Regions from separate parts of the Homo sapiens genome. Here region 1 is linked to region 2. Evidence: read pairs that join two places in POLR2A ChIA-PET (ENCODE). Cell type or tissue: A673. All regions are shown on one strand. Each heading gives the region's core, and the rest is flanking DNA. Links, peaks and the distances in the headings are about the cores only.

The links. ChIA-PET counts read pairs that join two places held together with the same protein. Peaks named below come from ENCODE experiments on the same cell type or tissue, not always from the same donor. Only the 100,000 strongest peaks of a DNase experiment are listed, where the experiment ranks them.
Region 1: POLR2A ChIA-PET joins it to region 2 with 5 read pairs; 1 of 35 experiments calls an interaction of 5 or more read pairs at or near these places.

The regions. Positions count from the first base shown.
Region 1 is chr10:24,351,311-24,355,112 of GRCh38, reverse strand. All of the region lies in intron 2 of KIAA1217, which reads right to left. Among named protein-coding and RNA genes, the nearest start is that of MIR603, 78 kb to the right of the region's middle. In A673, for the core only: no CTCF peak of the experiment used is centred there; a DNase peak (open chromatin) is centred at 1,602; H3K27ac peaks cover 1,158 bases.
Region 2 is chr10:24,119,057-24,122,858 of GRCh38, reverse strand. It overlaps a transcript of KIAA1217 not described here. Among named protein-coding and RNA genes, the nearest start is that of KIAA1217, 88 kb to the left of the region's middle. In A673, for the core only: no CTCF peak of the experiment used is centred there; no DNase peak of the experiment used is centred there; H3K4me3 peaks cover 359 bases; H3K27ac peaks cover 585 bases.

The DNA of each region.
Region 1 (3,802 bases), core at 416-2,915, 230 kb before region 2:
ACAGCTCAATGCTGAACTCTGGCCTCATCTTCAAGCTTCTTACCTACTAACCTCTGGAGACAGCCAAAAATACTTTAGGGGCTGACAATTATTCTGTGAAAACTGATAAGCTTTACTGGGAGAAAAATGTTTTCTTGTACAAATGACATGGACAGGAGGCAGGGAAATACTGGGTAGAAGAGGGTGGTTCCTTGGCAAAAGCCCCACCCTCAAGTCTGGAAACCCATGGCCCTAAATGGGAACGGGCATTCCTGTTTTTGTGCCCAAATGTTGCCTTTTGGTCTGCCATGCCTCCCTATCCTGTACCCATATAAACCCCAAGCCCCAGGCTCCATGAGCAGAAGAGCAGAGGAGCAGAAGAGCAGAGGAGCAGAGGAGAGAAGAGAAGGAACATCTGAATGCTGAGAGGAGTTTGGCTAGGAATGGTGAGAGAGGAGATTGGCTTCAGGATGGCTGAACTCCAGGGGAAGATCATCTTCCCACTCCATCCTGCTGAGAGCCACCTTGATGAGGCAATAAAATCCCCCGCATTTACCATCCTTCAGTTTGTCTGTGTGACCTGATTCTTCCTGGATGCAGGACAAGGACTTGGATACCAAGAGGGCACTGAGCTGGTTAACACTTAAGCTGTGTGCAGATGGCAGAGCTAAAAGAGCATGGTAACATGCCCACTGCAGCTTTGAGAGTTGCAGGCACCCACCCCTAGATGCTACTGTGGGGCCAGAGTCCAAAAGCACTTGCCCCGGCTCCTGCACCTGCCCATCTGCATGCTCCCCCTCCTGTAAGGGGTTTGAGTGCTCACTAGGTGGCCAGATAGACTAGCCACACCCCTGTCTCACGTCCTGTGAGGGGGGTCCGGGAACTCTGCCATTTCACAAATACTATTCTGGACAGTTCCATTTCAGGGCTAATAGCAATCAAATAAGAGAATGCTACCATTTCTTAAATTCAAAGATGACTTGATGTTACTTAAACAGACCAGGAACATGGGCCATCATCAATTGGCAGTTCATATGTTCAATCTTCTTTATAATAAACACAACCAAACTGAGGGCCACAGTGACAAGTTATTATTTTTAACATTGTATTTGAGGAAGATAATCCGTGGAGAAACCATCAGAAAACCCAGCTACAGCTCTGCAGCATGATTTTGAAATCACAAGTGGAGTTCATACACTCTGCCAGCTGGAGGAATATTACTGATTGTCATTTTTCATATCTAGTCACATTTTTTGCTCATAAAATAAGATTTTGATCTTTGGAAATCAGAACATTGACTTCTAGGAGTTCTTGAAGAAGTGTAATGCTCATCCCTCTAATTACAATGAATTAAAATAGAATGTATGCTCATAACAATTCCACTCTAAAAAGACTTTGCTAATTGCCTGGAAAAATCAAGAGCAAAAAGTTGAAAACATCGTCTCTGAGTACACAAACAGCCTCTGGCCCTACACTGAAAAACTGAGTCACATCAAGAGAGAGAGGGAAAATAGCCCCTCAGCAAAATTAGAAATCTTACAGCTCTTGTTTATCATCATAAATATGGAACTTTTGGAGCTGGTGTACAACTGCAGTTCATGAGTGATCAGCGGGGCACTGAGTGATGTCATTAAAAGGCTTTCAAAAAGCATTTAAGAAGATTACCAAGTGCTCTTCCAGGAGAAGGGCAAAAATAAAGTAAAATAAAATAAAAGGTACCGCGGAGCTTCCTGGAACACCCCTCCTGTCGGAACTTCACAGAAACAAGCTGAAAATATGCGATGGAATAAATCTAATGAGAAATATGTTTGAAAGAGAAGGACAAACAGAGATTGTAACAAACAAAATATAGTGGTGTGGGAAAGGTGGCTTTTCCCATAAATGAGGTCCAAATGGATATTAAGGTGACACTGTCGTTTCACAGCCATTTTCATCTGGGACATCTGCTTGGGTGGCTCTATCTCCTGTCCTTTGCAAAACAGGAAACCGCACCACCTATATGAGTGCCCCTGGCTTGTCTGAACATATTCAGGATAGAACATCTCTATCTCAGCCTCCACCTAGAAGACCTAGGAGGCTGCTGTGGGTCTAAAGCTGATGTAGAGGGATGTGGGGTCATTCTAGCGTTCTCGGGAGGCCTCAACACTCTTTTTGCTCTCCAGCACTGACTTAGGGAAGCCCATAAGGAACTGACCTGACACCACCCCCACCCACCCTCCATCTACCTGCAAGCCCCTATAAAGCCACATTCCCTCCTTTCGCTTGCACTTTAAGCCATGGGGGTTTAGGACAAAGTCGAGGTCACTCATATTTTCAGATTATTTTCTCCATGGTAATTCAACTCTTAGGAACATCTGGCAAGGAATCCCTTTCTTTTTGACATGGTCTCCCCAGCCCCTCTCATAATTTACCAAGTATCACGATGCCCTCCCACCTCCTTCACAAAGCTAATAAATCCCACTTGCCTGTCATCAAGAAGCAGTGCCTTTGCCTCTGGGAACAGTAACTCACTTTTTCAAGGCAAGATTACTGAGCAAGAATAACCTTGACTGCATTGTTCTAAAATCCAGAGCAGACAGCGGAGTCTAAACAGATGGAACATTTGATTGGTTAACAACAACAAAAAAAAAGATTATACTTTTTAATAGAAGGGTGGTGCTTTGGCCACCATAATCTATAATAGGCAGATCAGCAAGCCCATTTATGAGAATGGCAAAGGAAGGTTTTTAAGTTTCCACCTAAAGTATACATACATACTTTGCAATTAATTGCACATCCATGCAAAAATATTCACGATTATTCCATGTGAAACATTTGAAAGAAGACTGGCTTCCAATGGACTCTTTAAAGGATTACTCAGTGAGTCACCCCACCTCCCCATTCACAATGCAATTCTTGGGTCAGCTGAAAAGACTAATGGTGAAAGCTTAATCCAATGCTTAGCACTATTGTGAGTTCATTTGCTGACCTCTTTTCCACCCCAGCAGAGACTGCAATGTGGCAGAGGGGAAAGGCAGGCTTCACTTGGGTGTGAAGAGTGCCACGCTGACGGCCAACACTCACTGATGAAAGATGAGGAAAAACAGCCCAGCCAGAAAAGTGATCCTGTGTGAGGGATCTCTGGTGGGTTCCCCATTGTGTTAACAGACACCGGCATATGTAGAGTCCTGTCCTGCCCATCAACCACAGGGGAGGGTCAGACCTGTGAGCAGCAGGGTGGTGGCTTGTGGATAGACTGTGGAGGGTGGAGAGTGATGTTAGGGGAACTGGGAGCCCATCTCGCTCCAGCAACCTGCTGGCCGCACCCTGCAAATCCACAGTTGCTTGGTAAGCTATGCAGGGACTGTGGACTTCATTATTAAAAGTTCAAACATGGCTCGGAGAGATCCAACAGCAGCCCCATCAGATAGATCAATTTACTACTACTAATCTAGAACATTTTTTTGAGGAGAGATTTTGCTAAGATGCAGGAAATGGGGTCCATAAACGAAAAAAACGGGTGCAAAACGAAATTATTCCTTGCTTCATTGTTTTTCATGAGTTCTGCCTCAACCCAAGGTGAAGAAAAGTCCTGTATTCTCCCTGGCTCTCCAGCTCTCCTTCCACAAGACTCTGACCCCTCCATTGCACAGTGGGTAGCAGGATTCAGCATGTAACACAGCTATATCCACCCATACTAGGGAATGAACGAGGGAGGACACGCATGAACACTGACCTTGGATGTGCCATAAAGGGCATGGTCATAATGACTGCCAGGATCTCTAGAAAAGAATAAAGCCCAGGGCAGGGAAGAAGATACAGACTCTTAGAAGGGAAGAAAGAA
Region 2 (3,802 bases), core at 419-2,918:
AATCGGCATGACCATGGGGGCATAGCTTCATTATTTTTTAATTATTGTAAATAAATAGTACTTTTAAAACATAAAAACTAAAAAGTAAACAAAAAAAGCATTATATTTGGAGGCCAGAGGCTAGAATTCTCATTCTAGCTCTGCAGCTGATTAGTGAAGTTTCATAAATCATTTTGTTATGCTGGCTTTGGTTTTCTTATTCATAAAGAGGAGTCAGATAAGATGATCCCAAATCCATTCTAGTTTCAATGTGTGTAAATCTAAAATTGTGAGAGGATAGTATTTCTGAATTTGGTTTTTCTGTCTCATTGGATACCATCTTCAAGCATATAATCACCTGGTAGCAGTACATTTGTTCTCCAATATAATCATGGACTATTCTGATATGTTGAATATTTGAACATATCGTCACAGCACTATTCACAGTAGCAAGGACATGGAATCAACCTAGATGCCCATTAATGGTGGACTGGATAAAGAAAATGTGGTACATATACACCCGGGAATACTACACAGCCATAAAAAAGAATGAAAGCATGTCCTTTGCAGCAACATGGATGCAGCTGGAGGCCATTATCCTAAGTGAATTAATACAGAAACAGAAAACCAAATATTACATGTTCTCACTTGTAAGCAGGAGCTAAATCTTGGGTACACATGGACATAAAGACAGGAAAAAGAGACACTAAGGACTCCAAAAGGGTGGGGGGAAGGGCTGAAAACTTCCTATTGGGTACTATGTTCACACCTGGGTGATGGGATCAATAGAAGCTTAAACCTCAGTATCACATAATACACCTATGTAACAAACATGCACATGTACCCTCTCAATCTAAAATAAAAATTGAAATTAAAAAATAATTTTAAAAATTGAACACAAAGCATCAAGATAACCACACGTTATGTAGTTATATGTATGTCTGTATCTAACACACCCACCCCCATACCCGTTAGTGATGCCCCAAGAGATATTCAGTAAATAATCATTGAGTATGTAATAAAGGTGGCAAATTAACCTAAAAATGCCCCCATAACCAAGGTTAGAAACAATAGAAAAACAAAGAAAATGTTAGTAACCCCCAGTGACTTCCCTTCCCATATTTACAAACTTATTTCTTTATCCACTTGTTCATTGATTATTTAACATGCCTTTTGTTGAAAAAGGCATTTTGCTGAAAAATCATCTACAAATCAGCTAACCTCTATTTGTCGTATACTAATAAAATTTTCATGACAGTAGATGTTATAGTAAATTTTACTTAAAACATGTTTCATGAGAGCAAAAAATTTGACATCTCCCTCCTCATTTCTGACAATTTGAAAGACTTCATTCTGTCTTCTAAGTGTCTTATTTGCTCCCAGTGACAATCTAGTTCAACACAAACAACTAAAACACATTTGTTCACTAACATGCGATTTTCTCCCAAGAATGTCCATGCTTTAAGCTACAAGGGCTTAATCATTCCCATAACCCTGCAGAAACTGAAGCCCAGAAAAGCATGACATGGGTGAAGTTAGACTTTACATAGAGGTTAACACAGAGGAGAGACAACTGAAATCAATTACCAACACATGTAGCAAAAACTCACTGCTGAAGTCTCAATGTCTGTTTCCACTTTACCCCCACCCTAGGCTGCTACCTATGCTAGGCTACCTGTTTTCTCCTAGAAATACTATCCATGAATGAAGGTAATAGAGAAGGGAGCCTGGACAACCCACAGCCTTGGAAGCTAGACAGCTGAATGAAAGAAACAACAACAGCAAACAAAAAGAATACAGGATGCCAGTGGACAGGATCATTCTTGGATCTTTTTCCTCCCCTGTCCATTGAAATACGTGAATGAGCTGCCTCTATTACCTGCATTACACAGGTAAAGTAAGGAGGATTTAATGTGATAAGTGTCACAGAATATTTAGTATCACACCTAGCAAAGGATGTCAGTCAATACTTGCTAGATGTCATCAACATCTTCCTCATCATCATCTCCTTGTACCACAGGATGTGGCAGTTCAGATATGACTGGAATATAGGTTCATAAAAAAGCCACTCAATGCAAACCATTCTCTTTACAAATGACAGCTGCCCCAGGGTTGCAGAGATGACTTGATGCCTTTTGAAATTCAGCAATACAATTTCCATTGGGGGAAAAGAAGTCATAAGGCACATTCTCATTTAGCAGGTGGAAAACAGGCCAGTTAAAGAAGGCAAAGTCTACTGAGCATTTTCTTAACTGGTTAAGGAGGAATGTGCGAGGTAGGAAAACTCCTAGTCTTCATGGCTCCCTTTTGTAAAGGTGGCGTGCCAAGATCACCATAGTTGATGGGAGCTAGCCAGCACTCATAAAAGAGGCTATAGGGGCAACATTATGCCCCATAGCAAGAAGCACGAATTCTTAAGCATAGCTACACCAGAAAGCAAGTAATCCCACTGAAAGCAACCACTGTTCTGTATGGCAAGAACCAGACTCTCATTTTATTTCATTTTTCACTGTTCTCAGATTCCCCTCCCCGTCTCCCAAGGGTGGGTTCATGGCCATCCAAGATTATACCATTGTCACAAATGCTCTCAAAAGTGGGACTCTGATTCCCATTGTTCACAGTGGGACTTTACCCTTGGACTACATCTAGTTACTACACAACATGTAGGGGAAATTTAAAGGACATCTATAGGTCTGAAATAATACACTCTCCTAAGTGAAAATAACAGATGGCCTGGCAGATAATGATCTTTAACTGAAGGGCTAACCAGTAACAAGGCCGGTTCTGGGAGCACTTGGCTATGGCAACAGATGACGCATAGGAATCATGTTTCTTGGAGGTCGAGGCAGACAGTATCTAAAGAATAGGGAAAGCTGGAGGAAGAATGCAGCACCCTACTTCCACGGAAGTGGGTTTCACCCATTGTCTTTCTCCTGCAGACATGCTGGTCCGTAGAGAGCCTTGGTACAGGTGATGGCTTTTGTGACTTAGGGGACCTGGGATGTGTAGGAAGCACAGATCATTTTAATGTTCCTTCTTGCCCAGACATTGGCCAGACAGCACATTGAAGCAGCCATCTCTTCCCCAAAATAACTGCTGGGAGAGGTAGCATGACCCCTCCAATAGCAAACTTTAAGGATTTACAGCTACTATATAAGGACGAGAGGGTAGAGGGATGGGTGGTAGATGTTAGGAGCCCCTAAGGGAACAGGACATTCTGGGCCCTTCTAGATAACCTCTCTGATTACCTGTATATCCTTTAACCACATACAGCTAGATCAGCCTCACAGCTCTGGATTCCTGGAGTTCTGAGGAGGCTTCAAGACACACACAGCTGTAGCTCAGCCTAATAGTGCAACCCAAGATATTAGCAGTTTGACGTATTTTTATGTTTCAACATCCTTTTGCTATAGAGTTGTTTTTTTTAAAAATTTTTACACATTTGCAATATGATTTCATGGCAATTTCAAAAGGGGTTCACAAGAGTTATTGTTTTAGCTAAGTTTACTCTCTAGATTTACAGATCTTTCAGCAAATGTACCTAAATATTCCAGAGAAGTCGACAAAAGTTGAAATAAATTGGTTTGCTTGCTAGGGCAACAATGCTCTTTTCAGAAGAGACTTTTGCTTGCTCATTTTCCAAGTTAAAATATCGTTTATATTATTGGAGGAAATGAGGCAAAAGATATTCACATGACATGTTAATGAAATCAAATGAGTCTTGACATAAAAACATAAACATTACTATAAATATTGCCTGCTACCTGCTAGTACTGAACAGTGTTCACAGCAGAAAACTCAGTATCTCATCTTGTAAGTAATT